Linked DNA regions of Homo sapiens: region 1 is linked to region 2. A link is an interaction called in ENCODE POLR2A ChIA-PET data of the cell type or tissue named here. Cell type or tissue: MCF 10A. All regions are shown on one strand. Links, peaks and the distances in the headings refer to the core of each region. The heading gives the core; the rest is flanking DNA.

The links. ChIA-PET counts read pairs that join two places held together with the same protein. Peaks named below come from ENCODE experiments on the same cell type or tissue, not always from the same donor. Only the 100,000 strongest peaks of a DNase experiment are listed, where the experiment ranks them.
Region 1: POLR2A ChIA-PET joins it to region 2 with 5 read pairs; 3 of 35 experiments call an interaction of 5 or more read pairs at or near these places.

What each region holds. Positions count from the first base shown.
Region 1 is chr1:45,970,135-45,985,674 of GRCh38, forward strand. The region is part of intron 5 of MAST2 (microtubule associated serine/threonine kinase 2); the gene reads left to right. Among named protein-coding and RNA genes, the nearest start is that of PIK3R3, 150 kb to the right of the region's middle. RefSeq lists a silencer at 5,427-5,546. In MCF 10A, for the core only: no CTCF peak of the experiment used is centred there; no DNase peak of the experiment used is centred there.
Region 2 is chr1:45,885,601-45,901,140 of GRCh38, forward strand. All of the region lies in intron 4 of MAST2 (microtubule associated serine/threonine kinase 2), which reads left to right. LOC105378694 (a long non-coding RNA gene) reads right to left here. Exons shown (of 5, transcript XR_001738038.2): 2 at 9,935-10,040. Among named protein-coding and RNA genes, the nearest start is that of MAST2, 90 kb to the left of the region's middle. In MCF 10A, for the core only: no CTCF peak of the experiment used is centred there; DNase peaks (open chromatin) are centred at 6,971 and 10,001.

The DNA of each region.
Region 1 (15,540 bases), core at 6,438-11,437, 86 kb after region 2:
ACAGTTCCTTTTCCCTCCTCCTGCTGGAATCATGAGATTTTCTTCAGTAATCACTGTGAGGATCCAGTAAGGCTCCTTTGGATAAAACTTACAAAAATTTGGGAGCCCCCCCATGACTAGATCCCCCTGGAGTTTTTAACTCTCAGCATAATCCACACTGAGCTTCCAGCAATTCCTCAGTTACAGTTCAGGTCTTCCTGCCCTGGCACTGGTTGCTATGGAGGTTTCTGCTTAAGAATTTCTGCTCCTGCCGGGCACGGTGGCTCACACTTGTAATCCCAGCACTTTGGGAGGCCAAGGCAGGCGGATCACGAGGTCAGGAGTTCGAGACCATCCTGGCTAATATGGTGAAACCCTGTCTCTACTAAAAATACAAAAAAAAAATTAGCTGGGTGTGGTGGCAGCTGCCTGTAGTCCCAGCTACTCAGGAGGCTGAGGCGGGAGAACGGCTTGAACCCAGGAGGCAGAGCTTGCAGTGAGCCCAGATCGCACCACTGCACTCCAGCCTGGGCAACAGAGGAAGACTCTGTCTCAAAAAAAAAAAAAAAAAAAAAAGAATTTCTGCTCTGGTAAGTTGTACCTCACTGTGTCTGCTGTCTGTCTGTCCAGTTTTGGGGGCAGTGGTTCATCCTGTGATGTCACTTCGCTGACAGACTAAGAAGTGTTTTTTTTTTTTTTTTTCTCCTCCAGTTTGTTCAGCTTTTTACTTGTTAAAACAGAGTGGCAACTCCTAAGCTCTTTACATGCCAGGCCAGAACTGGAAGTCAGTTTATTTATTTTTATAACTTGTAGAGTATTTCATTGTATAACTGTACCACAATGTATTCATTTTCTTATTGGTGAATATTGCATCAGTCTAGGCCCAATCAGGAGACAGATAACAGACAAGCGATTTTAAAAAGTTTTAATAAAAGTAATACAAACTATGACAATAAGAGCCTAACTTCCATAGGCTACCATAGAGCTGAAGGAGAGTTCTCAAGGAAGAACTAACTTGGAAGGAGGATTCTCTAGGCTGGATTCAGGACTTGTTGTAGTTGCAGCCCACTGGATGTAGTTGCAGCCCACTGGATGGCAGAGATGTTTTCTGGTTTGCCCAGACCAAAGCTGGTCCACAGTTACTCAGCAATCAGGGAATAGCCCTCTGGAGCACAGGTGAGTCTCAGCCAGTGGTCAGGCCTAGAGAGAGAAAGTAGAGGTGCTGCTGTGAGCACTTTGTGTCCTCAGGAAGGACGTGAAAGACAAATCCTGGGGGTCGGGGTGTTGAGCAAGCAAACAGAGAGAGTCAGTGGGGACAGGCCTGGAGCACACAGTATCTTTGTAGGTAAGGCTGTGGAAAGGTGTCTGTGTGATTGGGGCAGAGCAACCCACATATCCACGTTCCCACACCACTGACTGATAATGCAGTTGCTAGAATTAGCACCAAGAGCCTGTTCTTTCTGCAGTGTGCCTCCAATACCCTCTACTGAGAAAGTTTAACATCATGCTCACTGTAGAGGATAGATGATGCTTAAAGGAATTCTCTTCTTTATCTCAGAGCAGGTATTGAAGGATTAATTTGAAGCTTAGTGGCATTAAATTGATAACCAGCATAGACATTTAGATTGTTTATACTTTTCCACTATTATAGTCATCAATGCTACAGAAACATCCTTCTTCATATTCTTTTTGTATATATGTACACAGACTTTTTCTGGCATATATATGGAGGCATGGAATTGATAAGTCTTGGAATAAACTGTATAAATTTTTAGGAGTAGGATCAATAGGTCAGGAGGCATGCATATTTTAATGTTGTTTGTTACATATCATCTAATTGATTTTACATGAGTATTCTGGAACTAAGAGTGTGCCTTCCATAAAAGCATTCAGTCCCTATCATTCAAGGTCAAGCTCAAGCCCTAGTGTCAAGCAGGAAGATCCAGCTGCCAATTCCAGGTGAGGACTCCTGCTGCATGGAAGATGACTAAGATCGTAATAATGCCAGCCGTCAGTAGGAGTCCACAGACCTCGGCCCACTGCATCTTCTTTGGGTTTGAAGCTGTCAAGGAGGACTCAACATTCAGCACACTGGTTGGAACAGCATTTCACTCACAGAAAGGACAGATACAACAAGATCAGAGTCTGTGATGTGCACCAGTGGCAAAGATCCCATTCCATCCTGTGGTGGGCAGATACACTGGTGGGGCTGGCCGTGTGCCACATGCCACACACACTTAAGCAATACAAAGAAGTTTACTCCATACCCAGAAGAGGGGAAAAGTTTCTGCTAATAAGGAAGAAGAATCTGTGGCCAAGTGACAGCTTGCCACACAGCTTCCTTATGAGGGAAAGTTTTAGACCCAGGCCACTAATTGGGTAGTCTTGGAGAGGGGTGGCAGGTCATGTGACGGCTACATCCCTTACAGCCAGTAATCCATCCCTCTTTACTCCCTGACACGTATAGACTCCTCACCTCTATCTGCATTGAATCTATTTGGGCTAATTTCATTATCCCTTACTCCTGTTTATGCCCATTGCCACAGGAACCCTCAGGTTACCCGCACCCCATCATCTACATGCTTAATTCATCTAAACCTCTGAACATTCCCTGCTCTGTCTTATCCCTCCCTGACTCTGGAAACCCTTCCAGTGTACCTTTTGGAATTCCAGTTCTTTATCAGCAAGATCTGTCTCGTAATCTGTTCTCTAAACATTCTTTCTTCTTCCTGTTCTAGTGGAATCATAGGGGAAGAGGGAGAGCTTAGAACACTGATTATCTGCAGACTACTCAAGTGTTAACCCTTTTCTCATAATCTCAAAGCATTGGGTCTAGTAGTAAGGGTAGATGTCCTCTGTTTTTTCATTATTTTCACTGTCTTCTCCCTAATCTCCCCAAACTTAGAATCTTACATATCATTAATTTGTATCATTTAGTACCTATCATTGCAGCTGTAAAACTCTTCATACATTGCAATTGTAAAAATTTTAGCTCTTGACTCCAATTACTCTCTTCAGTTCTACTCCTGTATTATTCTTTTTTTCAGTCTGTTTGTGAGCTGTAATGTGTTATTCTTGGTGGTTTCGATACACCCGTAGTTGATAACTCCAGTTCTTAAGACTTTCTGTTCTTTGAACTCCTGTCTTCCAGTGAACCTCTCCACTACCCTACCTCAATCACTTATGCCCTAGATCTGTACTTTAGACCTTGTCTCCATAATTTCAGTTTCCTTCTTCCTGCTCTCTGAGCACCACCTCTAATCTTTCTATAGCTTGTGTCATCTAGAAACCCCACCTTTGAAAAACAGTCATTTGATCCTGGGACCTTTAATCCTTGGGAACCTTCGATAACTATATTGAGATGTCTTCCAGACATCTGTGTGAATAATTCAGTATGTTTGTCTTGATTTCAAGGAAAAAATAGGGCTAGAGATACAAATGTTGGACTTTCACCATATAAAAAGATCTTAAATCTGTGTGTCTAGATGTCATCACCTAGGGAGTGAACATAGACAGAAAGGACTAAAGGTACAAGGACTGAACCCTGGGACATTCCAGTTTTCAGAGACCAAAAGAATGAGGAGAGACCCAAAAGGAAAGAGGAAAACTTAGAATATATAGTGTCCTGGAAACCACATAAAAAGAGTATTTCAGAAATAGCATGTGATCACCTGAGCCAAATGATATAGACAGATCAAGTGACATGAAGTCTGAGTATTGCCAGTGGGATGTAGCAATGTAATGTCAGTGTTGACATTGATTAGCTGTTTTGATGGAATGGTGGGGGCAAAACCTAATTGGTGAGTCAAGAAAGAAAGGGAAAAAGAAAATGGAGATAATAACTAAATAATTTGTCAAGGAGTTTTGCTGTTAGAGCAGAAATGAAATGCAAAGATGGGTAGAGAGATCAAGAGAGTTTTCTTATTTGAAAAAAGTAACAGTGTCTATGTACATACACTGATGGAAGTGATTCAACAGCAAGAGAAGATCTGATAATGCAAGAGAAAGGAGAATGGCTGGCACAGTGTCCTTCTATAGTTGAGAGGGGATGGGATCTAGTAAATAAGCAGTAGGTTAGCCTAGCTAGGAGCACAAACAGTCCTTCTCTAGGAATAGGGGAGGATGTGGGGAATACAGTGCAGATTATGGCTGGGTAGATGTGGTAAAGATAGCTTATTGAAGTTCTTCTCTGATTAGTTGAGGCCAGGTGCTGTGGCTCACGCCTGTAATCCCCACACTTCAGGAGGCCAAGGCGGGAGATCATGTCAGCCCAGTAGTTTGAGACCAGCCTAGGCAACATGGTGAAACCCCATCTCTACAAATGATACAAAAATTAGCTGGGCATGGTGTTGCATACCTGTAGTTCCAGCTACTTGGGAGGCTGAGGTGGGAGGATCATCTGAGTCTGAGGAGTTCGAGGCTGCAGTGAGCTGTGATTGCACGGAACTGTGATTGTGATTTTGAGAAAGAGCAAGACCCTGTCTCAAAAAAATATTTTTTTCTCACTAAAATGGAAAGTGAGGTGATTAGCTGAGCCTGAAGAGAGAGGATAAAGTATGATACAGTCTTTTAAAAGGATGGGAGAAAGAGTACACTAAGAAGTATGGTCTGATTTCCAGTAGTATGAAGAGCCAAAGTTAGTGATCATACACATAAAGTGAGACTAGTCAGCTTTTCTATATGACTTTCTGAAACTTCTCAGGCTAGGATTTTGGAAAGATTGTGTGAAGATACTGAAATTACTCCTGACAGAAGGCATGATAAAAAGAATGTGAGTGATACAGGAATAAAATCCTTAAAGAGTGAAGGGGATTTCCCAAAGGTTTGTATGTGACTTTTAGCAAGGAGGAGTAATGGTTGTTGTAGTCTGATGACATCATTTCAAACCTGGGTGTTTTTATGGAGAACAGAGGGAGAATGCCTGAAGATGAAATGAGCCAGCAGGATGTCTACCCCACCTCTAGGTCTAGTGGTACAAAGGGCATGTGAAATCCAACAGCCATCATTTGAGAGAGCTGCCAAGGAAGCTGCATCCACAGGGGACAGTCAAGTTGCAACCTGTTCAGGGTATGTTAAGGGCTGTACTAAATGTGTGTCCAGGGTGCTTGGGAGTACAAAAGTAAAGATTTGTAACCCAAGCTAGTCATTAAGCAAGGTGTTCTTTTTGGAGGTAGCTCATTGAATGAGGTAGAAAGCTCATTCTAAGATCCGTATGAAATAGAATTATATGATTAGGAAATTAACAGTCCACAGCATTATAGTTGCCTGGATACGATGGCTCACTCCTGTAATTCCAACACTTTGGGAGGCCAAGGTGGGAGGATCACTTGAGGTCAGGAGTTTGAGACTAGCCTAGGCAATATAGTGAGTCCCTGTCTCTCCAAAAAAAAAAAAAAAAAAAAAAAAAAGCCAGGTGTGGTAATACACACTTGTAGTCCCAGCTGCTCAGTAGGCTGAGGTGGGAGGGAGGATCGCTTGAGTACAGGAAGTCACGGCTGCAGTAAGCCGCGGTCACGCCACTGCACTGCTCTCCAGCCTGTGAAACAGAGCAAGACTCTGTCTCAAAAAAAAAAAAAAAACACAGACCATAAAAAAGTACAGATCGTTTGTTACTAGATTATAAACTGCTAATCAAATATGGATGGGTAGGCAGAAAGTCACGGAGGGCTATATGCAGTGCTAAAGGGATGAGGTATGAGGAGTCCATGGCATGGACTCTTTTTTACCTAAGATCCATGGACCCTGAGTGGTTTTACAAGTGCCATAAATCCCCTAAAATTATATTCCCAATTTTGTATATATGTTCATTTTCTTGTGGAGGCAAGATTTGCCAAAGGTGGTTTTTTAATCTAAAAACTGAATACTTTTTTTTTTTTTTTGAAACAGAATCTCTCTCTGTTGCCCAGGCTGGAGTGCAGTGGTGCAATTTCGGCTCACCGCAACCTCCACCTCCTGGGTTCAAGTGATTCTTGTGCCTTAGCCTCCCAAGTAGCTGGGACTGCAGGTGTGCACCACCACACCCAGCAAATTTTTTTTTATTTTTAGTAGAGACGGGGTATCACCATGTTGGCCAGGCTGCTTTTGAACTCCTGACCTCAGGTGATCCGCCCACCTCAGCCTCCCAAATTGCTGGGATTACAGGTGTGAGCCACCACACCCGGGGAAAACTAAATACTCTTTAAGGCTTGAAGAGGCAAAGTGGTCCGGGCACAGTGAGTCACACTTGTAATCCCAACACTTTGGGAGGCTGAGGTGGGCAGATCACTTGAGGTTAGGAGGTGGAGACCAGCCTGGTCGACATGATAAAACCCCATCTCTATTAAAAATACAAAAATTATCCAGGCATAGTGGCACATGCCTGTAATCCCAGCTACTCAGGGGCCACAACATGTGAGAAGAATGCAAGGAAAACTCTGGAAACATTAAAATCACATTGTTCTAGTGGTGATTACCTGTGGAAAAAAGTAAAAAAGCAGCTTTAACTTTTTATTCAATTTGCTACGGTTTTTGGCCATAAGAATTTGTGAATTGTACGATAAAAATGTTAAAATAAAAGTTATTAACAGAGGGCAGTGCTGGCAGTTGGAAGACCAGTTAAGAGGCCATTGCCATTATCAAGATGTTAGGGGAATGTTTGAAATAAAGAAAATATATGACTATGAGAAAAATGTAAGAGATTAAATCAGTGGCATGTGGATTGATTGTCTTCAGATTCCCTGAGTGATTAATGCCATGTGTTGATACCCTTAACTTAGATAAGGAATACTAATAGGAAGAGAAGAGTTAGGGGGAGGAAGACGAACCCAGGATCAAATTTACACGTATTCAGACACTTGATTTATGACAAAAGTGGCACTATAGAGCTGTAGGCAAAATCCATTGGATGTTTGTATAGAGAAATTGGAAAACGTGGCTCTTCACAAGAAAATCAATTCCAGGTGAATTATAATTTTAAATGTGAAAGGTAATACAGTAAAACTTTTAGAAGGTGTACAGAAGAAAATCTGCATGGCCTTAAAATAGGGAAATTTTTTAAAAACAGGATATAAAGGATAAGATTCCTAAATTTGACTACATTTAAAATGAAGAATTTCACCGGGCACGTGGCTCATGCCTGTATTCCCAGCACTTTGGGAGGCCAAGGCGGGTGGATCACCTGAGGTCAGGAGTTCGAGACCAGCCTGGCTGACATGGTGAAACCCGGTCTCTACTAAAAATACAAAAATTAGCCAGGCGTGCTGGCGGGCGCCTATAATCCCAGCTACTCAGGAGGCTGAGGCAGGAGAATGGGTTGAACCCGGGAGGTGGAGGTTGCAATGAGCCGAGGTGGCGCCATTGCATTCCAGCTTGGGCGACAAGAGGGAAACTCTATCTCAAACAAACAAACAAACAAACAAACAAAAAGGCCGGGTGCAGTGGCTCACGCCTGTAATCCCAGCACTTTGGGAGGCCGAGGCGGGCGGATCACAAGGTCAAGAGATCGAGACCATCCTGGCTAAGACGGTGAAACCCCGTCTCTACTAAAAGTACAAAAAAATTAGCCAAGCATGGTGGCATGTGTCTGTAATCCCAGCTACTCGGGAGGCTGAGGCAGGAGAATCGCTTGAACCCAGGAGGCGGAGGTTGCAGTGAGTCAAGATCGCGCCACTACACTCTAGCCTGAGTGACAGAGCAAGACTCTTGTCTCAAAAAAAAAAAAAAAAGTTCTGGTTATCAAAAGATACTATGAAAAGAGTGAAACGAGAAGCCACAAGGTGCGAGAAGATAATGTGACACATAAAAGTAACAAAGGACTTGGGTTCAGAATATATAAAGAACTCCTGGGGCCAGCACAGGTGGCTCCTATAATCCTAGCACTGCGGGAGCCTTAGGTGGGCGGATCACTTGAGCCGAGGAGTTCGAGACCAGCCTGGGCAACATAGTGAAACCCTATCTCTTATATTTAAAAAACAAAAACAAAAACCACACAAAAAAACCTGTACATCAATAAAATAAAAAGATAGTATGATTGAAAAATGGCCAAGGGACTTGGACAGTTCACACAAAAGAGATCCAAGTGGTCAATAAATGCATGAAAAGATAATTTACTCTCATTAGTAATTATGAAAATGCAAAAGAAGCTGGGTGCGGTGGCTCACGCCTGTAATGCCAACCTTTTGGGAGACCGAGGTGGGCAGATCACTTGAGGCCAGAAGTTCAAGACCAGCCTGGCCAACAGGGCAAAACCTTGTCCGTACTAAAAATACAAAAAAATTAGCTGGGCATGGTGGCGCACACCTGTAATCCCAGCTACTCAGGAGGCCGAGGCAAAAGAATTACTTCAACCTGGGAGGCAGAGGTTGCAGTGAGCAAAGATCACGGCACTGCACTCCAGCCTGGGCAACAGAGCGAGACTCTGTCTCAAAAAAGAAAGAAAGAAAATGCAAAATAAAATCACAAAAAGATATTATATGACCAATAATGGCTTAAAGAGTGACAAAACCAAGTATAGATGAGTATGTGAAACAGTAGGAATCCATAAGTGCTGCTGGTGAGTGTATAAATTAATACAACTATTTTGCAAAACAGCTTGGTGTTTTCTTACGTAAAGTACAGAAACAAGCAAACTAGAACACAAACGGACACATATTATATAATCTCATTTCTATGAAATGTCCAGGATACACAATTTCATAGAGGCAGAAAGTAGATTAGTAGTAGCCAGGGGCTCGTGTAGATGGAAATGAAGAGTGACTGCTAACACTCGAGTAGAGGGAAATGAAGAGTGACTGCTAACAGGTATAGATTCATTTTTGGGCGATAAAAATGTTCTGGAATTATATAATGGTTATGATTGCATAGCTTTGTGAATATACTAAAAACCTCTAAACTGCACACTTAAGGGTAAATGTTACATGAAAGTTATATCTCACTTTTAAAATTGTATGAGAGAAAAACTAGAGTGTTTAGAGTTGCATATTTAGTTGGTAAAGCTATAAGGAAATGATTATCATAATATTGACTTTAGATGGGGTAAAGGGAGGGGTTTTGATCAGGAGGGATTATGTGGAGGGATTTTGGAAGATGGCATTGTTAAACCTAGATGGTGTTTACACAGGTGCTTGCTATATAATTATATTCCTTTATAACTAGTTAAACTGTATAAATGAAGCAGCTGATTCAAGGTCAACTGACTGCTCCCAGTTTTGTTTATAACTTGTTTCTCTGGGATGAATCATCACTTACCTTTGAACTGTCTCCTCCAGCTGCTAAAATCGATTCTTAAAGTGGAAAAAGCCTGCTTGCTAGGCTGCTAGATTTTCTGTCAGATTTTTTGTTTTTTTTTTTTTTTTTTGGTCCCATTGAGCCAGTTATTGCCATCCTTAAGGAAGGATTCTTCTCAATAATGTCATTTTTTCTGGAGCTAGAACCGTGAATGTAAGTCATTAATAACAATCAGCTTAGCTGGGCACAGTGACTCACACCTGTAATGTCAACACCTGGGGAAGCCAAGGTAGGGGAATTGCTTGAGACCAGCCTGGACAACATAGTGAGACCCCCATCTCTTCCAAAAATTAAAAAATTATCTGGCTTTTCCACTTTATGATGGCTTACACCTGTAGCTCCTGCTCCTCAGGAGGCTGAGGTGGGAGGATCATTTAAGCCCAGGAGTTTTGAGGCTGCAATGAGCTATGCCTGCACCACTGCACTCCTGGGTGACAGAATAAGACCCTACCTGAAACCAAAACAAACAAAAAAAAGTAGCTATAAAAAAGAATGAAATCACTGATGCAGCTGGAGGCTATTGTCCTAAGTTAATTAAGGCAGGAACAGAAAATAAAATACTGCATGTTCTCCCTTATATGTGGGAGCTAAACAGCGGGTTACTCATGGCCATAAAGATGGCAACAGGCCAGGTGCAATGGCTCACGCCTGTAATCCAGCACTTTGGGAGGCCGAGGCAGGTGGATCACTTGAGGTCAGGAGTTCAAGACCAGCCTCGCCAACCTGGAGAAAACTCATCTCTACTAAAAATACAAAAATTAGCCTGGTGTCATGGCACACGCCTGTAATCCCAGCTACTCAGGAGGCTGAGGCAGGAGAGTCGCTTGAACCCAGGAGATGGAGGTTGAAATCGCCCCACTGCACTCCAGCCTGGGCAACAGAGTGAGACTGTGTTTCCAAAAAAAAAAAAAAAAAAAAAAGGCAACAAAAGATTGGAGACTACTTAGAGGGGGCAAGAGTTGAAAAAGTAGCTATTGCGTTCTGTGCTCACTACATGATTGATGAGATCAATCGTACCCCAAACCTCAGCATCACGCAATATACCCAGGTAATAAACCTGAAAGTGTACCCGCTGAATCTAAAATAAAAGTTGAAATTATTTTTTATGTGAATTTTTAAAGAATCAGTTTAAATATTTTCTTCAGAATGTTTTGTTGTTTTTGCTTTTGTCTTTGGAGACAAGGTCCTGCTTTGTCACATAGGCTGTAGTGTAGTGGCATGATCACGGCTCATTGCAGCCTCAACCTGCTGGGCTCAAACAGTCCTCCCACCTCAGCCTCCCGATTATCTGTGACTACATGTGCGCACCACTATGCCCAACTAATTTTTTAATTTTTTTGTAGAGACAAAGTCTCACTGTGTTCCCCAGGCTGGCCTCAAACTCCTGAGCTGAAGTGATCCTCCTGCCTTGGCCTCCCAAAGTGCTAGAATTACAAGTGTGAGCTACCATGCTGGCCCAGAATGTTGTTATAACATCTTAATCTTCCTTCCCCCAAAATAAGACCAGTTCAAATTGTAACCATCCAATGGGTCCTCCTTGCCCACTGTCCAGATAGAGCCAATTTATCAAAACAGGGGAATTTCAATAGAGAAAGGGTTTAATATACGCAGAGCTGGCCAAACAGGAGACTGGAGTTTTATTACTGAAATCAGCCTCCCCCACATTTCTGAGGCTATGGTTTTGTTTTGTTTTGTTTTGTTTTGAGATGGAGTCTCAAAAATTGCACTCCAGTGCCCAGGCTGGAGTGCAGTGACGCGATCTCGGCTCACTACAACCTCTGCCTCCCATGTTCAAATGATTCTCCCACCTCAGCCTCCTGAGTAGCTGGAATTACAGGTGTGCATCACCACACCTGGCTAATATTTGTAGTTTTAGTAGAGATGGGATTTCACCATGTTGGCCCGTCTGGTCTCAAACTCCTGACCTCAGGTGATCCACCTGCCTTGGCCTCTCAAAGTGCTGGGATTACAGGTGTGAGCCACTGTACCTGGCTGAGGCTAGGGTTTTTTAAGGATAGTTTGGTGGGCAGGGGGCTAGGGAATGGGGGAATGTTGAGTAGTTGAGTCAGGGATGATGTTATCTATAGGAGAATCTGTGAGGTTAGGAATCTTGTGGCCTCTGGCTGAATAACTCCTGAGCCATAATTTTTAACCTTGTGGCCAATTTGTCAGTTTTACCGAAGTGGTCTGGTCCCCAATCCTTCAGAGGGTATTTTCCCAGCAGGAGCTGTTACCTTCTTTGTTTCAAAGTAAACTAAATTCCTACCAAAGTTAGTTTTGGCCTAAGCTCAGAAATGTACAAGGGCAGCTTGGAGGTTAGAAGCAAGATGGAGTTGGTTAGGTCAGATTTCTTTCATTGTCATAATATTCCTAGTCAGATTTTTCTCACTGTCATAATTTTGGCAAAGGCAGTTTCAAAATTATTGATTTTATTCTGTCAACAAACTTTAAAATGGTGGTAATTTTGGCTTTTTTTTTTTTTTGAAAGAGTCTTGCTCTGTTGCCCAGGCTGGAGTGCAGTGGTATGATCTCAGCTCACCGCAACCTCTACCTCCCTGGTTCAAGCAATTCCCCTGCCTCAGCCTCAGCCTCCCGACTAGCTGGGATTACAGGTGCACACCACCACGCCCAGCTAATTTTTTTGTATTTTTAGTAGAGACGGAGTTTCACCATGTTTGCCAGACTGGTCCCAAACTCCTGACCTCAGGCAATCTGCCTGCCTCGGCCTCCCAAAGTGCTGGGATTAGAGGCGTGAGCCACCGCGCCCGGCTGTAATTTTGGCCTTTTAAGGTAAATGTATATTGGAGAAATAGAGAAAACCCAATAAAAGTAGCACACATTTTTAGGCCTTAGCATCTGTGGTAGAATAAAGAATTTCTGTGATCTTTGGTCCAGATGTAGGCACAGAGCCTCTGAAAACCTTGGAATTTCCTGAAACATAGGATTGTCTTGTTATACCAGTGAGGTGACTCGTAGTGGGCCCCTGGATAGTTTCAGGTTGGGGACTGATCACAAGAAAGACAAACCACATTATTAGAAGGTTGAGATAGAGGCCGGGAGATTGAGTTCAGTCATTTAGCCAATCATTTAATCAATCATGACTATGTAATGAAAATTAAAACTCTGGACAACCTTAAGCTCAGTAGAGCTTCCTGGTTGGTGAACACAGGAGGGTGACACTCCCGGATTCCACAAGGAGAGGGCACAGGATCTCTACTTCCCCTCCCACACCTCACCCTGCCTTTGTGTATCCTTTATAATAAAACTGTAATAATAAGTATAGTGCTTCTCTGAATTCTATTAGTTGTTCTAGTAAATTATTGAATGTGGGAGGGCTGTGAGTACTCCCTGAACTTGCAGCTAGTCAGCCAGATATGCTGGTGGTCTTGGCCCCTCCCCCTGCCATCCCCACAAAGACTTATGACTGGTGTTGGAAGTGCGGCAGTCTTGTTGAGGACTTTGCTCTTAAACTGTGGGGTCTATGCTAACTCTATATGGATGGCATCAGAGTTTAATTGCAGTATACCCAACTTGAGGTAGTGTCAGAATAGCATCTTCTGAAAAGTCTGCAGAGCCTGGCCAGTTGGAAAGAATGCTTGTTTATTATATTGTTGCTTGCAGTTGGTGGGAATTCATCATTACTTCCCCTTGCATTACAGATGCCTTTTGCCAAAGATTTCCATCACATATATAGTGGTCTGTTTTTTGCTATTACCCTGGCAACAACTCCATAACTTGGAAACCATTTCTTTTCTCCAACGTTGGCCATATTTGGTAATGTAGAATGTTGAATTGTGAATCAGCTCTAAAAATCCTAATAAATAAATGAACCTTAAAAATTGATTACTTAATAAGTACAGTATTTACCTTATTTATATAAGAGCAAAGACTTATCATATGATGCCTTTCATTCTGGTAGGTGTCACCAAGAATTCAATATAAGACTCAGAAAAAGTCTTTGACTTAGAAGGTGTTGTAAACTAAGCACATTCTGATTTCATTATCATGGCCTTATGGAAGCCCTCATCACTTTTCATTTGGCTTATCGAAGATACCCCCTAACTCCTTTTCCCTCTCTATTCTGTCCATTCTAAATTTTAGAGTAAGACACTTTTTTTTTTTTTTTTGTCTGAGACAAGATCTTACTCTGTTACCCAGGCTGGAGTGCAGTGACATGATCGCAGCTCACTGCAGCCTCTACCTTCCAGGGCTCAAGCAGTCCTCCCACCTCAGCCTCCCAAATAGCTGGGACTACAGGTGTGCACCACCACCCTCAGCTAATTTTTTTTAGTTTTTGTAGAGATGGAGTCTCACTATTTTGCTTAGGCTGGTCTTAAACTCCTGAACTCCAGAAGTCCTCCCACAGTGTTAGGATTACAGGCCCAATTTTCTTTTACAAAATATGTTCCAAATATGCCAACTTTTTCTGTGCTAACAAGTGATTTTTAGTAGTATACTCCCTAGGAGATTTGGGATAAGGGGCACAAACACTCTTTTTAGGGCGAAGGTGATATTTTATCATTGAGTGCAAAGGTAGCTACACTTTAAAAGAAATTTGTGCCATGAAAAAAGCAATTTGAAGATGGACGTTTAGAAATGTTACCATCTATATGTGATTTTGGTTGAAAAATGTTATGCCTCCTCCAAAAGCTGGTAAGTCTATCATTTGAAAACATTGGAAATAGAATGTTTCTAATCTTCCAAAAGAAAGGTTCAATTTTTGATCTATTGTTTAAAAATATAAAACTATAATACCTCTTCATTAGGTTCCAAGAAAAATTGCTGACATTACAGAAGATAAAAATTTATCATCCCTTGGAGGGAATTGAAAAACAAGTATCATGATTTAATAAATACAGCCAACAATGCACTTCTTCCATTGGGAGCTACATGTCTTTGTGAGGTTTATTTTATTTTATTTAATTTTTAATTTTTTTTTTTTTTGAGACAGAGTCTCATTCTTTCAACTAGGCTACAGTGCAGTGACACAATCGTGGCTCACTGCAGCGTTGACCTCCTGGGCTCAAGTGATCTTCCACCTCAGCCTCCCAACTAAGTACGACCACAGATGCACACCACCACACCCAGCTAATAATTTTTTAAATTTTTGTAGAGACAGAGTCCCACTGTGTTGTTGCCCAGGCTGGTCTTGAACTCTTGGCCTCAAGTGATCCTCCTGCCTCATCCTCCCAAAGTACTGAGATTACAGGCAAGAACCACCACCCCTGGCCTATTTTTTATCTATAATAAAAGCAAGTCAAAATCTAAATTAAAAAACCAAACCACAGAAGGGTTTAGACCTAAGATTTTTAAAAATAAGAGCCATCTGATCAGGCACAGTGGCTCCCACCTATAATCCCAACACTTTGGGAGGCCAACGCGGGAGGATTGCTTGAGCCCAGGAGTTCAAGACTGCAATGAGCTGTGATTGAGCCACTGTACTCCAGCCTGGGTGGCAGAGCAAGACCCTGTCTCAGAAAAAAAATCCATAAAAATGAGTAAATGAGTACATAAATATGAGCTATCTTCAATCACATTGCATTCTAAATGAAAAGGTAAAAAATTTTGTACCATGAATATGTAAGGTATTTAATATATTTGTTTTACTTATTTATATTTATTTTTAAACAAATGTTACTGTGATAAAATTGATATACAGTATTCAAAGTATAAAATTAGATAAATTTCTCTTTTTTTGAGACGGAGTTTCACTCTTGTTGCCCAGGCTGAAGTGCAGTGGCGTGATCTCAGCTCATTGCAACCTCCACCTCCCGGGTTCAAATGATTTTCATTCATTTGAATGAAACCTCAACCTCAACCTCCTGAGAAGCTGGGATTACAGGCTCCTGCCACTACATCCTGCTAATTTTTGTGTGTGTGTGTGTTTTTTTTTTTTAGTAGAGACCAGGTTTCACCATGTTGGGCAGGCTAGTCTTGAACTCCTGACCTCAGGTGATCCATCCGCCTTGGCTTCCCAAAGTGCTGGGATTACAGGCGTGAGCCACCGCACCCAGCCAGCTTTCGACCTATGTATACACATCTGTGCAGCCATCATCACGATCAAAATTGTGAATACATCTGTCATCTCCTAAAGTTTCCCTAGGTCCTTTTGTAATTACTTGCAGGCAACCACTGATGTGCTTTTTGTCACTCATAGATTACTTTGGATTTTGTAGAATTTTATCTAAATGGAGTTATATAGTATGTACTGTGTTTTTTGTCTGGCGTCTTGTCCTTTGTATTTCCATATGAATTTAAAAATCAGATTATCAGACAGGCAGCTGGTATTTTTATTGG
Region 2 (15,540 bases), core at 5,024-10,023:
GCAGATGTGGGTTTCAGTCACGGCACTATTACTTACTAGATGTTTTTTGGTAAAATCAGTTACTATATTTTTGTCTTTTTGCCTCCATTCACTTTGTCATTTGCTCAAATCTTTCCATCCATGCATCCATCATACTATATTATTTTAGTTCCAGTTAGGTGTAGGCACTATTCTAGATACTGGAGATACAGTAGTGAATAAAGCAGACAAGGTCCCTGTGCTCATGGAGTTTCCATTCTACTTAAGAGAGACAAAAACATGTATGATATGCCATATGGTACTTACTGCTATGAAGAAAAATAAAGCCAGATATCAGAGAGGAGGATGTGTGTTTCTGTGGGGGTGAGGGTTTAAATTTTAAATTTTAAATTGAATTGTCTAGGCTGGGTGTGGTGGTTCACACCTGTAATCCGAGCACTTTGAGAGACTAAGGCAGGAGGATCGCTTGAGTTCAGGAGTTTGAGAACAGCCTGGGCAACATAGTGAGACCCTGTCTCTACAGAAAAATTTTAAAAATCAAAAAATTTTGTATTGTCCAGGAATTTTCTCATTAAGGCAACATTTGAGCAGAGAACAGGAGTCTGGAATGAGTGATACTGAGATAGAGATAGATCGATAAATATATATGTATATATTATATATATTTATATACTTATATAAGTATACATATATATTTATATATTGTATACATATTTATATATGTATCTATAAGTACACACACACACACACACACACACACACACACACATTTATAGTGACATTGGTCAGATTAGGGAAGAGAGCTGTTACATTCTAATACGCAAAATGCAAACATCATCTATGCCTGCCACGATAAGGGCTTTATTGGGGCAAGGTGGTTATGAAAGTTCTTTTGGCCTGGCTCATACCATTTATTTTAGATGTAGCTTCCTGAAACTAAATCATTTTCATTTTTAGAAAGCTATTTCATATTTAAACCCATCTGGGTATTTTTTTAATGCATTAAAAATGTAGTTTAGAATATCAGACCTAAGGGAGTTGATAACTTTGTTCAAAGTACAATATCTGTGAAAAGAAGATTTTGAAGTTCTAAAGTTACTTGTATCTGTTTACCCAGGCTAGAAGGGTTTTATATTTTACTTTTTCATAATTGAAGCAGCTCTGAATGGCTTTTCTTGCCCAATGCTATAGTGGGGGCCTCTTTTTGATGATTCCTTTCAAATAGGATTGTTTCTTTTGCTGTTGTTGTTATTTTGTTTGTTTTTGTGACAGGGTCTCATTCTTTAGCCTAGGCTGGAGTGCAGTGGCGCAGTCTCAGCTCACTGCAGCCTGGTCCTCCCTGGCCTCAGGAGATCTTCCCATCACAGCCTCCTGAGTAGCTGGCACCACAGGCACCTGCCACCACATCTGGCTAATTTTTGTATTTTTTGTAGAGATGGGGTTTCACTATGTTACTCAGGCTGGTCTGGAACTCCTGAGCTCAAGCTATCTGCCTACCTTGGCTTCCCAAAGTGCTTAGATTACAGGCATGAACCACAATGCCTGGCGACTGTTTATTTTGTTTGTGAATTTCAGCACCAGTACCTAGACCCTGCATTTGGGAGCTTAATGTAAATAATGCTTATGTCTCCAGTTACCCTGAAAGTAAAGCTTTTCTAATACCCATTAGGCTTAAGATAATTTTCCTCATATTTCATGAAATGTCTTGCTTTATTTCTTAGAGGCTATGAGCAGTCAATTGAGATAACAGACTGTAGGAGTGGAGAGGTAGCTGTTGGTTGCATTCATCATGGGGTATGTGTATATGTGTGTGTTGATATTATTGGCATTGCTGGCTTGTAGTCTTTAGAGCCCTTGGGGATAGTTAACCTTTTATTTTGTCAGCTTATTCATTTGGGCAGTGGACTTAGATACCAGATATTGGATGAAAGTTAATGTCTGGTGTCTGCAGTGATAGGCACTGCATAGTGGGCAGGGAGGAGTTCCTGGGCCCCAGGGATGTGATGTGTCAAACTTTGTTCCTATGAAACTGACAGTGTCATGTACTTTCCCATTCTGATGCAACTTGATGCCTGGATCAATGCTTCTGGAAAATGTGCTAAAAAGAGATACCACCTGCTGCATACACATAATAAACCCTTTGTTGAGGTATCAGTGGCGTCTGATATAGGGCTTTAGGTTTTCTGTGGGGCTTTGAAAATCAGGAAATTTTGCAATCTTTCAAGACTCTAAAGCCCAGAGTGATAGCTTTGTGTTACATTTAAGACCCTGTCTTTTAAAAGTTGGTGGGAAGTAATTTCATATAGATTCTCTAAGTGTCCAATGGGAAGGCAGGACGTAGCAGAGGTTGGGAGGGAAGTAGCCATAGTCATCACTCATATCCCTACAGGGAACCAGTTTGTTGTTAAAAAATGGATGTAGTTGTTGGCGAGCTTTACCTGTGTAGGTGGGATCTGAAAATCCTTGAGAACCTGTTTTTGTTACTGTATGTTGAGAATAGTTGTCATGCTCATTATCCCCACATTTATATCGCTAGATCTCATAACTGTCCATTCACCATAATGTGACTGAATATTTCAGAGACATCTGAACTGCAGCATTTATGAATCTGAGTCATTGTCTTTCTCAAAAATCAGGTCCTCTCTTATACTCTAGCTTATTAAATGGTACTGCTTCCTCAAGATAGAAAATTTAGTTATTTTTGTTGCCATGCTCTTCCTTACACTCACAAGTCTTTTCTGTTATACCTCTCAAATATCTCTTGGTGTTCTGTCTTTATTTTTATTTTATTTTATTTTTTTGAGACTGAGTCTCGCTCTGTGGTCCAAGCTGGAGTACAGTGGCGCCATCTGGGCTCACTGCAAGCTCCGCCTCCCGGGTTCACACCATTCTCCCACCTCAGCCTCCTGAGTAGCTGGGACTACAGGCCCCCACCACCACGCCCGGCTAATTTTTTGTGTTTTTAGTAGAGACCGGGTATCACTCTGTTAGCCAGTATGGTCTCGATCTGCTGAACTTGTGATCCACCCACCTCGGCCTCCCAAAGTGCTGGGATTACAGGCGTGAGCCACCGCGCGCGGCCTCTTTTTTTTTTTTTTTTTTTTTTTTTTTTTTTTTTTTGAGATGGAGTCTTGCTCTCTCGCCCAGGCTGGAGTGCAATGGCACAATCTCGCCTCACTGCAACCTCCGCCTCCCAGGTTCAAGTGATTCTTCCGCCTCAGCCTCCCCAGTAGCTGGTACTACAGATGTGTGCACCACGCCTGGCTAATTTTTTGTATTTTTAGTAGAGACGGGGTTTCACCACGTTAGCCAGGATGGTCTCAATCTGACCTCATCATCCATCCGCCTCGGCCTCCCAAGTGCTGGGATTACAGGCCTGAGCCACTGTGCCCGGCTGGTGTTCTCTCTTTCTTTATACTACCACTGGTTTGTCCAGATAGTCACAGCCATTGTAATCTCTTGCCTCTGCTACTGCCATAACCTCCTAACTGGCCTTTCTTTATCTGGCATTGCTCACCCTCAGTCTACCTAACTATCATACAATAGCCAGGAAAAGCTTTTTAAAATGCGGATTTCATTATTAGATATTAATTTAAACTTTTTTGGTGAAATTTTTTTTTTTTTGAAACAGAATCTCACTTTGTCACCCAGGTTGGAGTACAGTGGTGCGATCACGGCTCAGTGCAGCCCCAGCCTTCCTGGGCTCAGGTGGTACTCGCACCTCAGTCTCCCAAGTAGCTGGGACCACAGGTGCACGCCGCCACACCCAGCTAATTTTTGTACTTCTTGTAGAGGTGGGGTTTTGCCATGTTGCCCTGGCTGGTCTCAAACTCCTGGGCTAAAACTACCTGCCTTCCTCGGCCTTCCGAGGTGCTGAGATTACAGGTGTGAGCCTCTGCACCTGGCCTTTGGTGAATTTTTTCTTACTCTTAGGATCACACCTGACTATCTATACAGTGTGGTTGCTATATTTTTCTCCATGTTTTACACAATGTGTTCTCTGTGCCTGGAATTTTTGTTTTGTTTCGTTTTGTTTTGTTTTTTTGAGGCAGAATCTCACTCTGTTGCCAGGCTGGAGTACAGTGACGCAATCTTGGCTCACTGCAACCTCCACCTCCTGGGTTCAAGCAATTCTCTTGTCTCAGCCTCCTGAGTAGCTGGGACTACAGGTGCACGCCATGACACCCAGCTAATTTTTTTTTTTTATTTTTAGTAGAGCCAGGGTTTCACCACATTGGTCAGGCTGGTCTCGAACTCCCAACCTCAGGTGATTAAGCAATTCTCCTGCCTCAGCCTCCCAAGTAGCTGGGACTACAGGTGCGCTCCACCACGCTGAGCTAATTTTTATATTTTTAGGGTTTCACCATGTTGGCCATGATGGTCTCAATCTTTTGACCTCGTGATCCGCCTGCCTCGGCCTCCCAAAAGTGCTGGGATTACAGGCATGAGCCCCCGTGCCCAGCTGGAATGTTCTTTTTCCATCTATACCAATCTAGTTCCTACACACCTTTCAAGTCCCAGCTTACACCTCACTTCCTTATGAAAGGCGTTCCTGACCTCACCCAAACCTTGCTGTCTGTAGACTAAGTTGGGTTTCCCAGAACATACTTTCAATAAAGCCTCTACTTTTTCTTCATAGCTCTTACATCAGTTGTAAATAAAGAACTATTTGTCTGCCTTTTCCCGTTGTGTAGTATGTAAGTATTAGCTCAGGCTGCTGTAACAAAATACCACATGCTTAAATAACAAAAATTTATTTTCTTACAGTTATGCAAACTAGTAGTCCAAGAAGGTGACAACATGCTAAGTTTCTGGTAAACCTCTCTTCCTGGCTTGCAGAGAGTGGCCTTCTTGCTGTGTGCTCACATGGCCTTTATGTGGTACACCAGCCTGAGGATAGGGGCATAGATCTGTCTCTTCTTCTTTTTCTTCTTCCTTCTCCCTCCTTCCTTATTTTTTCCTTCATTTTCAAGCCCAACAGTCCTATAGGATTAGAGCCACCCCTATGACCTCATTTAACCTTAATTACTTCCTAAAGAACCTATATGGAAATATAGTCAGATTGGGGGTAAAAGCTTTAACATGAATTTTGGGGAGACACAGTTTAGTCCATAGCAGATGGTAAGCTCCGTGAGGTCAGGACCATGTTGTGCGGTACAATATGCTGATCCCAGAGCCTACTATAGAGTTTAACACAAATTGGCAATCATTTGAACTTGTTCCAAACATTGGTATGGTCTGGCACAAGAATACAAATAGAGGTATACACGTTTAATCATTTAAAATAGAGCTACCAAATTGTAAAATAAAATAAATGCTTTGTCCTCCTACCTCTAGAAATATAGTTGCATAATAACAAATTTTGAAATATGTGTAAAGCTATTGATTTTTAAAAAATAAGCACATGTTAAATATTTAACTCATTGTTAGTAAGGAAATCTGGCAGATATATTAGCCAGTTCAAAGAAGTAAAAGAACCACAAAGTGATATGTGGTATGTGTATGTGTAGTGTTGAAATAAATGTATTATTTATTATAAAATTGAGTTTTTCCATGGAGAGAAGGGAAGTCAGTTGCACCTTCACTGTACAGAATTGATCAGCATGTCTATAGACAAACATTATTTTGTGCACTGGATGTACTAGCTCACACCTGTAATCCCAGCACTTTGGGAGGCTGAGGCAGGAAGATCACTTGAGCCCAGGAGTTTGAGCCCAGCCTGGGCAATGTAGTGAGACCCTGTCTCTGCAAAAGTTTTTTTAAAAAAATTAGCCAGGTGTGGTGGTGACTGCCTGTAGTCCTAGCTACTTAGGGGGCTGAAGTGGGAAGGTTGAGCCTGCAGTGAGCCGTGATTGTGCCACTGTACTCCACCCTGGGTGACAGAGAGAGACCGTTTCAAAACAAAACAAAAAAAAGAAATTATTTCACATAACGTCAGTTACCTACCTATAACTTACAGAGTTGTAAAGTAGCTCAAAGACAATAAAAGACAAACTAGAAGAGTATTCTCTAAACAATATGCATAGTTTTTTATTGGAAATATCTAGTAACCTTTTTTTCTTTTTTAACTTTTTCCAATTTTTTTTTTTATAATCTCCTACCTTTTCATCTAAAATAATTTGAAACGTTTTTGTTCACAAAACAAGGGTGGTCTCATTGGGTTTGGCCTGATTATTTGCATAGTGTGGCCAGAATATTAATTTATCATAAAGCCTTCTTAAATTTACTTTGCTGTAAATTTTTATAAAGAATCTCAGATTGGACTTTTAAAGGCCTCTATTATTTGTATTTTGAGGCTAGGAAGGCAAGCCTAAGAAATACCACATTTCACTTGTAATAACTATAAATTTGGGTGAATTCCTAAGGGTCCTGGGCCTTCCAGGAAGTGGCCTTCCTTACCATCTGTAAGTCTGGACCCTGTAAAGCCAGATACCAGGCCAGTTTTCCCAGGAAGGTTTTGTAAGTATTGGCTCCATAAAGTCAACCATAGTTCCTTAAAAGTGGTTTGTTATACCTGATCAAATAAGCATGATTCTCAAATGTGACCTTTCAGGCAAGCTCTTTGTTGGACAACCATTTTTTACAATTATATTCTGGTCAAAAGGAGAACAGATTCTTGTTTAGCCCTATTCAAATAACCATATTGCCTTGAACTGTAAGGAGACTCAGTAAGACGTTCTTAGTTCTGGGTTAGGGGAGGGTCAGTGAGAATCAGATGTGATTTAGGAATGTTTCATTTTACAAGAGCAAAGTCTACTCAATTGTTAAGAGTTATAGATAGCCTAACAAGGAATACAACTGGCTCCCTTGCATATTAGAAAATGGACATTAAAATAATATTTCAAACAAATTACTATAATCATTTCTTATAGTTCATACCGTTCTGTGTACCTAATTCTCATTTCACTGGATCTTACGTTAGTAGTCGGCTTCTTAACTAAAAAAAGTTCTGGAAATTCTGACTCATTCCACTGGAATGATCTGGAAGTTGTCCAGTTGTCCAAGCAATGCTATTGGAAGCCTGTCTATTCTTTGATGTGTCAGTAGTTTTAAAATACCTGCCGCAGTCCTTTTCCGTGGAGCTCTGAGACAACCCTTCTTTGTTGAAGACACAGACTCTGGCTTCTAGCTGATTGTAGAGCCTTCAGACAGGCCTCAGCACAAAACAGAATCTCTCTGCATGTGACAGAGTCTCATATCATAAGAATAATGCAACTAACAAGGAAATTAAGTTGTTTTTGTCACATGTAAAATGAGAGTAATAAGGCCAGTCCAAAAACTTATAGCAAACTGTAAGAGATTATTGCAAATAAGACAGTGAAGGTTACATCTGATTTAGAAAACATAGATAAACATAATTTTTAGAGAGGGAAAAATCTTTATGTATAACTTATAATATTCTTGTGGTATTATACAGACACCAAAAACATACCAAGAATATACTAAGGACATCAAGTAAAGAGATTCAATGGGTCTGGAATAAGTCCTATACATCTATATTTTTATAAAACTCCAGTCCTATACATCTATATTTTTATAAAACTCCACTGACCTAGAAGGTGCTGGATTGAAATGTTAAAAGTAAGGTTGTTACCAAGTAAACATTTTCAGTTTTTATTATTTATTTATTTATTTATTTTAGACAAGGTCTTGCTCTGTTGCCCAGGCTGGAGTGCAGTGGCTCTGTCATAGCTCACGGCAGCCTCAACCTCCTGGGCTCAAGCGATCCTCCTGTTTCAGCTTCTCAGGTAGCTGGGACTGTAAGCATGCATCACCATGCCCAGCTTATTTATTTCATTTAATTTATTTTTTATTTTATTTTAATTTTTTGCAGGGGGCGGGGTAGAGATAGGGTCTTGTAATGTTCCCTAGGCTGGTCTCTAACTCCTGGGCTCAAGTGATCCTTCTGCCTCAGCCTCCCAAAACGTTGGGATTGCAGATGTGAGCCACCGCACCTGGCCAGTATTTTAGATAATAACTGAAATTAAGACTGAAAACACTTCTTCCTGTAGGATATTTTAAAAAAAAAAAAAAAGACTGAAAACACTAAACTTTTGTTTCCTAAAATCTGGCAGAGTTCTGTCAGGACTCAGAAACGTTATGGATAATGAGGACATTGACAAATCTCTAGGAGTTTTCTATTAATCATACAATAACTAGAATATTTATAGTAATAGCATTTTACCCATACAACTTTAACCTAGGGAACACTGAACATGTCTTCTGGTAGATAACTTTTCTCATGAAATTCATTAATAACAAAATATTAAACCTAATTATTTCTAACATTTCTCTAAAAAGGAGAAAACACGTCTTTGTGATTTTGCCAAGGATGTTTTGGGATATCTCAGAGATAGTTTTTGGTATTAAAAATACACTGACCCCAGCACTTTGTGAGGCCAAGGTGGGAGGATTGCTTGAGCTCAGGAGTTTGAGACCAGCCTAGGCAACATGTTGAAACCCTATTTCTACAAAAATATGTAAAAGTTAGCTGGACGTGGTAGCGCACACCTGTGGTCCCAGCTACTTGGGAGGCTGAGGTGGAAGGATTGCTTGAGCCTGGGAGGTGGAGGTTGCAGTGAACTGAGATCATGCCACTGCACTCTAGCCTGGGTGACAGTGAGACCCTGTCTCAAATTAAAAAAAAAAAAAAATTACACTGAAAGTTTTATTTTATTATTTTCTACACGTAGGATCTGATTTGGGAAAGACAAATCTTCAAATAATCGTTAGTGGAAACACTTAAGATAGGATTGTTGGTGCTTGAGAAATAATACCTGGTTACTTATTTAACCGAAGTGACGGTAAAACATTTATAAACAAACATAGAAAGTAACACAATTTTAAATAACTGTAGTTTTTTTTATGAGGAGCCCTATGCTTGCTTGATTAAGGACCTGATAAGTCAGCATAAAGCACAGAAAATTTTTCTAGCAAGACACAAAATATTTGCTAACTAGGCGTATTACATAGCAAAAGAATATACTTTAATATTGTAGGTAATGGATGGCAGTAAACAGTAAACCAAGGACATGGACTCACCAAAACTGAATAAATTATTTGCTAAAATTTTAACCAGTTTTAGCTTTTCAGACTCAGGTATTATAAACCATGACAGCCAAAATTCACATTCCGAGTTGTGCCCTTCATTAGTCTTCATACTCTGGAACAGACTTATGCTTTACTTGAGTACAAGTTTTAGGGGTTCTCAAGGTCACAATTAATTTGATAATGAGTACTAAGATGTTATTAAGATGCAGTGCATTTTTAGTGTTATCATCAAATGAATCAGTAAGTGTTTTTTAATGTCTCAGTTTCCATTTTCAATACTGTAATTATTGATGGTTATATCCCACAGAAACAATTTGGGGTCCTTCATTTTATGAATTTTGGCAAATATATATACCCATGTAACTACAACCACAATTAATAGATAGAACATTTTTCTTACCCCCAAATATTCCTTCTGTAGTTTTGCAGTCAATCCCATCTTCCACATCTTGGCCTCAGGCAACCACTGATCTATTGTTTGGCACTACAGATTAGCTTTGCCTGTGGTAGAATTTCATATAAATGAAAATGACAAATGACCTGCTTTTTTGTAATTGGCTTCCTTTATGTTTCAGTGTTTCCTTTTGTGACTATACCACTATTTGATGGATATTTGGGTTGTTTCTAGTTTTTGGATATTATGAATAAAGCTGCTATAATCATTCATGTATAAGTTTTTTTTTTATGGGCATATGTTTTCATTTCTCTTGGGTACATACCCGGGATTGGTCAGCCCATAAAATCAGTGTCCCACTCTGCTGCCACAAATGGGAATAACTTAGCTATAAATAAATACAAAACAAAACCCAGTTATGTAAAGAAAAATTGAAATTAGAAATGTGGAGATTCCGTAAACTTCTTTGTTCATCTGGGAGCCAACTTCAGATTACCACTTCAGATTTACCTGTGGGAACCAAGCACTGATGTACATGGATGGTCCACGTGAGGTGTACTTCTCTGATGTGACTCACAGGTTAATTCTTTGGACATTTGGTGGAAGACTTCCAAAACTGTTTAACAGACAGTTTTTTTAAAAAAAGTAAAAACAAAAAATCATGGCTTTCATCCAGATATAAAATGAAAACATTCAAAGATGAAAGAAAAACAGCATATCATCAAAGAGAGAAACAGGCAAATATTACAACCAATTCCATTATCAATTTTTATACAATTGAAAATGGCAAAATGTCAAAAATGACAGTTGAATTAACACTGCACATGTCTATGTGTTCATCTATTTAAATGAGCAATAAAGTAAAGGCAAATTCATAAATTATTAAAATATTTACACTTTTCTTTGGCTTTATTTTTACCAAAATTGTTATTTGTAATCAATAATTTCTTGTAAATTGTATTCTTTTAATAACAATGCCAAATGAAACAGACTTTCTTGAATGACTATATTTCTTAGATTTTTTTTTTTTTTTTGAGACCGAGTCTTGCTCTGTTGCCCAGGTTGGAGTGCAGTGGCACTGCAACCTCTGCCTCCCTGGTTCAAGGAATTCTCATGCCTCAGCCTCCCGAGTAGCTGGGACTACAGACATGGGTGCCACCACACCTGGCTAATTTTTGTGTTTTTAGTAGAGATGGGGGTTTCACCATATTGGCCAGGCTAGTCTCGAACTCCTGACCTCAAGTGATCCGCCCTCCTTGGTCTCCCAAAGTGCTGGGATTACAGGTGTGAGCCACTGTACTTAGCCTCTTAGATTTTTATTTTAATATTTACCGGTTTATAGGATATTGCAAAGGATAGAGATGAAGAGATTCATAGGGTGAGTTACTAGGGAAGGGGCAGGGAGCTTCTGTGCCCTCCCCAGCCGTGTCACTTCAATAACTTCCATGTGTGCAGCCATCCTGAAGCTCACTGAACCCTGTCCTCTTGGGTTTTTATGGAAGCTTCATGAAGTCAATATTTCTTGCCCCAGGTGTAGGGTGGAACTCTCTCATGGGAGAGCCTTAAGACCCACAGTCAGAAAGGTTGGGGAACATTAAAGTGAAAGGAGAGCTGGAGAAGGTCAGAGGCCTGCCCCTGAGGCCTAACGCAGCCAACATTCTAACAAAAGACTGTAACTAGGGCTATGGGAGTTGTAAGCCAGAAACCGTAGATTAAAACCAGTATGTATATCATAACACCACAGGTCACCCCCTAGTTTGTGACCACAGATCTTTTATATCAAACAATATTTGTATATGCAGTCATTAATCATTAGTCCAGTACATCATATTGTATGAATGTCTCCCAGGATGAGGCCATTCCGGTTTGCAAGTTTCCTAAATCTTGTCAAGTTCCAAAAGCAGGATTGGCCTTGGTAAACACACAGCTTCATACTTTCATGCATCTGGAATAATTGAGCTTGAGATAGTATCATCTTTTGTTCTTAGACTCTTTTGGGCTGTTAACATAACATTGAATTTTCCTCAGTTAGTAACCCTAACTCATTTATTCACTTCTTTACTTTCAGCTATGGTTTCTCCTTCTTTCCGTTTATACCCAAATTTTTTCACCTCTGAAAGGGACATTAGAATCTTCTTGTGCTGTTCCAGATTGCAGGCAGCAATACAAGTCTAGGAGTAGGTCTTCCTCAGTCCACTCCCATTCAGATAGGGTAAAGTTATATAGGAGCAGAACTAGTGAGCTATTTTTACCATCAGGCAATATAGTTGCATTCACTGTTAGTCCCACTTTTGCTAAATGGGGTGAAAGCACTACTCACCCCAGTAATGTTCTTAGGAATTTTGCCATTAGGTTTAAAAACATAGTTACAGTTTTTTCTTAGAAATCATCTCTGATGTTTCAGCACTTGTAGTTGCAACCCTGGTCCTAGGACCACTGCATCAGGTAGGAGAGAAAAAATAAATTTTTTAAAGGTGATTTGGGGAGGAAAGAAAAAACTATAGGCTAGGCGAAGTGGTCATGCCTGTAATCCCAGCACTTTGGGAGGCCAAGGCAGGAGGATTGCTTGAGCTCAGGAGTTTGAGACCAGCCTGGGCAACATGGCAAAACCTGTCTCTACCAAAAATACAAAAAATTAGCTGGGTGTGGTGGCACTTGCCTGTGGTCCCAGCTACTCGAGAGGCTGAGGTGGGAGGATCTCTTGAGCCCTGGAAGCGGAGGTTGCGGTGAGCCATAATCACGCCGCTGCACTCCAGCCTGGGCAACAGAGCAAGACCCTGTCTTAAAAAAACAAATAGAGCCAGGCACAGTGGCTCATACTTGTAATCCCAGCACTTTGGGAGGCCAAGGCAGGCAGATCACCTGAGGTCAGGAGTTCGAGACCAGCCTGGCCAACATATAGTGAAACTCCGTCTCTACTAAAAATACAGAAAAATTAGCTGGGCATGGTGGTGCATGCCTGTAGTCCCAGCTACTTGGCAAGCTGAGGTGGGAGAATCGCTTGAACCTGGGAGGTGGAGGTTGCAGGGAGCCGAGATGGCTCCGCTGTACTCCAGCCTGGGCGACAGAGTGAGACTCTGTCTCTCAAAAACAAACAAACGAAACCAAAAAAAGAAAAGAAAAAGAAAAAATTATAGTAGTTATACAAGTGCGCTCCTCCCCTGGTAAGAATTGTGTAGTCATACTAGCATCCTCCCCATCCCCTCTTCCTCAGATCAACCAGAAAAACAGAGAAAAAGTCCCACGTTAAGTATGAGCACATACGTCCTTATGATCGCCTGTAAGCCAGCCCTTCATGCTTTTTATCTCCCCCTGTTTTAGACAACCAATGTTTCAATTGCCCATTCTACTTCTCTATCAAACTATTACTCTAAGGAGGATATCTCACTCTGTCCATTGTTGGACATTATGGGCTGTATAGTGTGTTCCTTGGTCTGAAGAATGATGGTGGGCCATCCAAATCCATGCAATATCTTCCGTTCTGTTTTTTTTGTTGTTGTTGTTTTTGTTTTTACTCTGAGAATTTTTATCTTCCATGGGATAAGCAAAGCCCACTCCAGAGTCAGTGTCTATTCCTGTCAAGACCCCTTTGTAGCTCCCAGGGCTACCGGCATCAGTCTCATTTGCCAGCCATGTTCAGGGCCTTCCTACCAGAGAATCTGCGCCATAGCCATCAGCAATCTCTGTCTCTGTTGCTGAGAAACAGAACAGTTCTTTCTGGCATTTTGTACCTGAAAGGGTGCAAAAGGATCATGTCTAGATTCAGCTCACCTCTGCACTGCTGCATTGCCCCCATACTCACTTTTTTTCAGGGACTGAGTTGGCCACCTCAAGGGAGCACATGGGATGTCTACTTATCCATCCCTGTCACCTTAATGCATCCCTCAAATCTCCTTAGGGCCATGCTCCATATGGGCATTCTTTTAACAGGCCAGATTTCCATTGTCCTCTCACCTGAGTATATAGCCAAGCCATTGGTTACATTGCATGAGGTCAGTAAAGACTCAAACACAGGGGCTTCTACCATTGTTCAATTCTTCCATCAGTCACTGTTAGAAAAATATAATGCAATTCAGCCCACCAAGCAGATCTGTTTTTACCTTCTTTGATCAGAGGAGTAGTCTTCCAAAGCAGGATGATGGTTTTCATTTACCTTGGAATTGCCATCCATGAACCAAACAGCTCTTGATCAATTTTTTTTAATTAAATTTTATTTGGAGGAGATTTGCTCTGCTGAAGCAATAGAAATTAGAATTGGCCAAAAATATTTTTCCTTTCTTTTCTTTTTTTTTTTTTTTTTTTTAGATTCAGGGGTACATGTGCAGGATTGTTACATGGATATATTGTGTAATGCTGGGGTTTCGGCTTCTAGTGAACCCATCAGCCAAATAGTGAACATAATACTCAATAGGTAGTTTTTCTATGCTTGCCATACCTCCTCTCCCCTTTTGGAGTCCCCAGTGTCTATTGTTTCCATCTTTATGACCACACGTACCCATTGTTTAGCTCTCACTTATAAGTGAGTACACATGGTATTTGATTTTCTGTTTCTGAGTTATTTCATATAGAATAATGGCCTCCAGCTACATCCACATTGCTGCAAAGGACAGGATTTCATTCTATTTATGGCTGCATAGTATTCCATGGTATATATGTACCACATTTTCTTTATCCAATCTACTGATGGTGGGCACCTAGGTTGATTTCATGAATTTGTATTGTGAATAGTGCTGCGATAAATGTACCAGTGTAGGTGTCTTTTTGATAAAATAATTTTCTTATGCTATGTCATCAGGCCCAAGGGGAAAAAAAGAGCTTTACAATTAAAAAAAAATTTTTTTTTTTAAGATTTCTTTTCCCGGCCCAGCGCGATGGCTTACACCTGTAATCCCAGCACTTTACTTTGGGAGGCTGAGGCAAGTGGATCACAAGGTCAGGAGTTCAAGAACAGCCTGGCCAACATGGTAAAACCCTGTCTCTACTAAAAATAAAAAAATTAGCCAGGCATGGTGGTGTGCACTTTTAGTCCCAGATGCTTGGGAGGCTGAGGCAGAAGAATTGCTTGTACCTGGGAGCCAGTGGTTGCAGTGAGCCGAGATGGTGCCACTGCACTCCAGCCTGGGCGACAGAGCGAGACTCTCTCTCTCTCAAAAAAAAAAAAAAAAAAAAAAGATTTACCCTTGGGTAGATAGCCAGTAGTGGGATTGCTAGATCAAATGGTAGTTCTATTTTTAGTTCTGTGGAAATCACTATACTATTTTCTGTAGGGGTTGAACTAATTTACATTCCCACCAACAGTATATAAGCATTCCCTTTTCTCTGCATCCTCACCAACATCTGTCATTTTCCATTCTGACTGGTATAAGATGGTATCTTATTGTGGTTTAATTTTCATTTCTCTGATGATTAGTGATGTTGGATATTTTTTTTTTTTTTTTTTTTTTTTTTTTTTGAGACGGAGTCTCGCTCTGTCGCCCAGGCCGGACTGCGGACTGCAGTGGCGCAATCTCGGCTCACTGCAAGCTCCGCTTCCCGGGTTCACGCCATTCTCCTGCCTCAGCCTCCCGAGTAGCTGGGACTACAGGCGCCCGCCACCGCGCCCGGCTAATTTTTTGTATTTTTAGTAGAGACGGGGTTTCACCTTGTTAGCCAGGATGGTCTCGATCTCCTGACCTCATGATCCACCTGCCTCGGCCTCCCAAAGTGCTGGGATTACAGGCGTGAGCCACCGCGCCCGGCCGATGTTGGATATTTTTTTCATGAGTTTGTTGGTCACTTGTCTTCTTTTGTGTCTGTTCGTTTCTATTGCCTACTTTTTAGCAGATTTATTTGTTTTTTTCTTACGATTTAAGTTCCTTATAGATTCTGGATATTAGTCCTTTGTTGGATGCGTAGTTGGCAGATATTTTCTCCCATTCTATGGGTTGTCTTTTTATTCTGTTGATTGTTTCTTGTGCTGTACAGAAGCTCTTTAGTTTAATTAAGTCTCATTTGTCCATTTTCGTTTTGGTCATATTTGTTTTTGAGGTCTTAGTCATAAATTATTTGCCTAGGCCAATGTCCATAAGAGTTTTTCCTAGGTATTCTTTTAGGGTTTTTATAGTTTCAGGTCTTAA